Linked DNA regions of Mus musculus: region 2 is linked to region 1. Evidence: chromatin loops called from intact Hi-C (ENCODE). Cell type or tissue: left cerebral cortex. All regions are shown on one strand.

Evidence for each region. Hi-C counts contacts between places; a loop is a spot of excess contacts. Peaks named below come from ENCODE experiments on the same cell type or tissue, not always from the same donor. Only the 100,000 strongest peaks of a DNase experiment are listed, where the experiment ranks them.
Region 2: it touches region 1 in a loop (2.5-fold over the local background); 2 of 42 quality-filtered maps call a loop at or near these places.

What each region holds. Positions count from the first base shown.
Region 1 is chr12:91,798,654-91,801,153 of GRCm38, reverse strand. No RefSeq gene overlaps it. Among named protein-coding and RNA genes, the nearest start is that of Ston2, 13 kb to the right of the region's middle. In left cerebral cortex, a CTCF peak has its summit at 1,555 (motif pointing right); a DNase peak (open chromatin) is centred at 1,572.
Region 2 is chr12:91,586,833-91,589,332 of GRCm38, reverse strand. All of the region lies in intron 1 of Gtf2a1 (general transcription factor II A, 1), which reads left to right. Among named protein-coding and RNA genes, the nearest start is that of Gtf2a1, 1.6 kb to the left of the region's middle. In left cerebral cortex, a CTCF peak has its summit at 1,089; DNase peaks (open chromatin) are centred at 216 and 910; H3K4me3 peaks cover 2,048 bases; H3K27ac peaks cover 1,576 bases.

The sequences.
Region 1 (2,500 bases):
CTTCTTATCATTGATTACAGTCTTTGCCTGCTGTACTCTCCTGGCTTGTAAATCCCAAAACAGGCACCAGTCTGTCTTGTTCACCCGCAGGGGTCCAGAGCTCAGCAGGATGCCCAACATGCAAATTAATTTGTTTCATTTTTTTGAATCAGCAGATGGAGTTTCTAGTTGGAAGAACATGAAAAAAGGGGGCGTTGACATCCAGAGAAAGTGCAGACGTGCAAATGGACATTTAACAGTTTGAGTGGTGCCCCATGGCTTAGCCACTGTGTATGAGACTTCCCTGAACTCTCTCAAATCCCAAGAAGGATGAACATATCCTTCCAAGAAACCAGCTTAGGAGAGGGACAAGTGGCCCACATCACCTGGAGGGAGGCCTGCTCAGGAATCTCTCCCCCACACAGGCGGTGTCCAAGAAATAGGAACAGAACGTTTAACATTGAGCTCGACCCACTGGAGTAACAAAGCCCTTTCCAAACTAAGAAGAGGAAACATGGAGTACTTAGAGCATCAATGAAAAGAAACCAAAACAACCTCTGCCCTCTTTAGCTCTGCTGTGCCAATCCCATCCAATGCTACCTGGGTGTTTACTGCACCCAAGACTGGACCAGAAAGGAGGAGAAAGGCAGTGTAGCCAGGGGGCCTGTGAGTGCCACCAGGAGCTGCCACCTTTGCCCTGTGTCTACTAACTTCCATGGGACATGGGCCCTTCCATGCATATCTTTCTTCACTCAGAAAGCCTGGCTATCATAAAGATGAAAAACTTGCCTGGAATATATATAGTTGAGCCCCTTTTTCTCAAAAGTCTTATCGAGTTGGTAAAGTACCATTAAACACTAGCTGATCACTAAAAATGTCTAGTTCCTTTTTAGGATTCTGTAGCTCCAGCGGTTACACAGCCATCTTCGTCCTGTGGGGTGTGGTTATGTAGACAGAATGGGTACACAGAGAACAGAGACCACAATGCAGACAGACTCCTCTCACTCTCCCAGTACTGCTTCCATCTAAGCTAAACAGCAAGTCGGGCTGAACTATCTACCATTCACTTGTCGACCAGGCAAGTCCAACCTACACCCGCTTGCCACGTGCACCCAAAGGCAGCAAAATGATTGCAACCTAGCACAAAATCGTAAACTCGCTGGTTACATCATGAGATTATTTTGTTACTCAATTGCACGATCCTCAAATGTGAACGCTGTAGATGATAACACCATGTTCCCATCTACGTCAAATGATTGAATGCATCAGTTCAGAGTCTAAGCTCTTGTGTGCGCCTGTTTTCAACTAGGAATCTCACATTGTTTTTTAATCTGGACCTATCTATCAGTTCCTCTTGAGGTAAAGAAGACAAAGTCATGAGGCTATCTGGGCAGAAGAATGGAACGACTCGGGGTGGGGATGGGGGGGGCAAGGAGCATGAGATCAGGGGCAGTGAGGAAGGGAATGAAGGAGAATGACGTTATAATGAGACACATATATGAAAATATCGCAATGAAATCAATTACTTTATAAGCAAATGTAATCCTCTAAAAAACATGGGTGTAGTTTCCAAAATATCCCCTAGAGGGCACCAGAGTGTCACACCGGAAAAAAAGTTGTGCGTGGTTTTGTTGTTGTTGTTGTTGTCTTGTTTTGTTTTGCTTTGCTTTGTTTTTAAAAAGACAAGTTGGGGTGTGGAGGGCACAGGTAATGGAATATGGAGTGTAAAAAAAATAAATTAATTTTTATCATAAAAAAGACAAGTTTTCCAGTATTTTGTTTGTTTGTTTTGTTTTGTTTTGTTTTTCCAGGCTACTTTTCTGAAATGAAGTCTGAGGTCAGATGTTCCTCACAAGAATATAACTGTACCTTCTAGAAGCATCCTTGGGGCCTCTTGGCATCATCAGCACTCCCTCATTGTATTATCATACATAATACTGAAGTTGCAGGGAACACATGTCACCTGACACCAAGGAGCCATCTGGTCTACCCAGGTCCTGGATGCAGTGTCATAAGAAACAAAGTCCTCCTGGGCTTGCACGCTCTCCCGTGGGTCTCCACTGGCGGCTTCCTCCTTTGGCATCTACCAAGTTGTTCCTTCCACAACCATGTGAAGCAGGGAGAGTAAGGAGGATTAAGCATTTGGTGTGGGAAACTCCCAGGACTTGCCTCCAGTTGTAGCTAATTCAGAGATGGGCCCAGGGAGAGAGGGACATCTGCTAAGAGTCTCCCTAGAGAGCCTCTCCACAGTGCTCTGGCTCCATCTTCTGACATGAGGACTACCATTCACTAGCAGCTACCCACTTCCCTCTGGGGACGTAATCACACTGCTCCCCTTTCCTCGAAGATCACTGATCCTTACTGGGTGCTGTGAGCTTCTGGGCTGTTGTCAGAAAATCAGTCTCTTGCTGATAAAGAAATTGCAGCACGTCACAAATTTCTATGTGCTTTGTCTCTTGGTCCTGGTGTGTTGTGACACCCTTTGTCTTAGTTAGGGTTTTACTGCTGTGAACAGATACCA
Region 2 (2,500 bases), 210 kb after region 1:
GGGAGGAGGGCGGCGGGGGCCGGGAGCGCCGCGGGGCGGGCCACGCAGGCCGTTGGGGCCCTGGCTTGCCGACCCCGGGGCGCGGACGGGCGGGCGATGGCCCCACGCGGGGACCCGGACCCGGCCAGTCCCCGAGCGAGCGGCTGCGGGTCGAGCCCCGCGTCTGGGGAAGCCTCTCGGATACCGCCGAGGCCGGGCGTGCCTTCGGGGGCTCTCCGGAGGTGGTGCTTTGGGAGAGCCTCCTTTGGGGCCGATTTTACTAATCCTCCGAAAGGAAAGAAAGAAAGAAAAAAAAAAAGACAAAAAAATTATGAAGGTTGGAAAGCACTTATCTCGGTTCCTCCCCAGTGGGTAAAATGGCGAAGGGGAAGCAAAACCCCCGCGGTATCTTCGACTAGCCTAAGCACCAGAACAAACAAAGCCTACATGAATGGCCCAAGAGTCCCCGCTTTCGCCTCGAGATTTGCCTACTTCTTCCCGTTGCTCCCTTTTTTAAAAAGGAGCAAAAAAAAATTTTTTTTTGGTTACTTGCGATCACGTAGGTTTGCAAAAAGCAGTCACATAAAAATAACCTTTTAAAAGAGTCACCAACGCAATGTGATCACTAGGCCACCCCATCTCTTGATTTCTTTTTATGACAATAAAGCACAATATTTGTTTTTTTGTTTGTTTATTTTTAAAAAAAATTTTTTTTTTTCATTTTGCCCGGTCCCAAACGCCGCAGAGCAGCCTGCGGCTGCCCGACACTATACCGTTGGCGACTCGGGTCGATCCATCATGGCTGCGGCCGCTTACCCTGCTTTTCAGTGCCTGCGCCTTGTGGTCCTCCTCCCTTTGGCTGCCCTGTTTATATAGAGCCATTGCCGCTCTCTAATATAGACTCTGCCAGGATGGGAAGGTGCTTTTCAGGCCTACGTCACCGCCTCTCCATTTAAACACCAGATCCGGCTTTAAATAGTGAGAGCTGCTGAGCGCGGGGCTGGGAGGTGCGTGCTCCCGAGGCGAGAGGAGCCGGCGTGCGGAGCTCATTTTATTTCTAGGCTCCTTTCACGCCGAGATTTCGCTCCGGAGCCGGGAGGCTGTTGTCACGGACCCGAGTGTTTTGCTGTGGCCGCTAGAGTGTACTGCCTTTGTTTGTAGTGGGAAGTAGGCCAGAATTGCAGCCTCGTTTTGTTCTTTCTCCCTTCCCTTTATAAGAGTTTCATTTTAAATCGTTTTAGATCAGATAAAATGATTTCCTCCCCCCCACCCGCCCCCTTGGAGGAGATACGGTCAACATTCTCGGCTTAAAAAAAAAATGCGTTGTACATTAAATGTTTCCGGAGGAGGACTTGAGTTTGGTGGTGTGTTCTTAATACCCAAGGCATGAAGCTTTTCAAAGAAATAGTGACTGACTCTCCCCTGTGAGATCTGTGCTCACAATCTATTGCTTGATGTGTGTGTAGAGGCACAGCCTAAACTGAGCTTTAAGAATTAAAGATTAAGTGGTGGTTTTAATTTTACCAGTGGCTAGCATGGTATCTAGTATAAAAATCCACCTAGGTGACCTAATATTGTGCCTAAAAATTAGCATCTTCTAAAAGGAACCTTTATTAATCACTTGCTAATGCTACATGCAGTCTCTAATTCGCCAGTTTCAGAGTTTGGAATACTGTTTTAAAAGGACAGATCTAAATGACCTTGTATGCCATAAAGACAAAAGCCTGCTGCAGTGAAGTTTAGAATTTAGCATTTCCCTTTTTCCTTCAACAACGGCGCTTCTGAATGGGTTAAGTTGTAGGCTGGTTGCTGAATGATTAATTACATAGTAGCAGAGAAGGGCATTGCCTGCTTCAAGTGTTGGACTCTCCAAGGAAAGGGTTTTAGGGTAACTGATTTCAGAAACATTAAAACATCTGGTTTGCTGGAAATTGATCCTACTAATTTAAAATTACATGGCCAGTATAGAGTTTAGTGGTGTAGCCTGAAGGTAGACCAGGACAGGGAAAAAAACCAAGGTAGCTTTTGTATAATCAAACGCTGATAAGACTGCTGGGTATGACCAGGAGACGACTTGTGAACAAAAAGTTCCCCAACATCTAAGACCTGGAAAGGCTGTGAGATGGGACAGGCGTTAAATCAAGCAGGGCTAGTAGGAACCAGGAGTGACCATGAACTGTTATTAATCATGATGGTAGACATTTTGGTCACCATCAAGGAAATTACTGGAATTTGTGTTGACTGTGCATAAAGAACTTTGGTTTATGAACTACTTTGCCCAGCCTTACAGTTTTCTGTCATTGTCAAATTTAGTTTACAGTGTCTCAGTATATTGATCAGGCTGGCCTGGAACTCTGATATCCTCCTGTCTTTGCCTCCAGAGTGATAAGCCTGGCTTAGGATTGTAGTATCTTTAATTAAAGTCACAATTTAAAATAAATTTTAGATAGTTGGCCAAATGGCTTGTATTTAATAATTATTTAATTATTTCTCAAAGCCTACTATAACATTTTGAAATCAG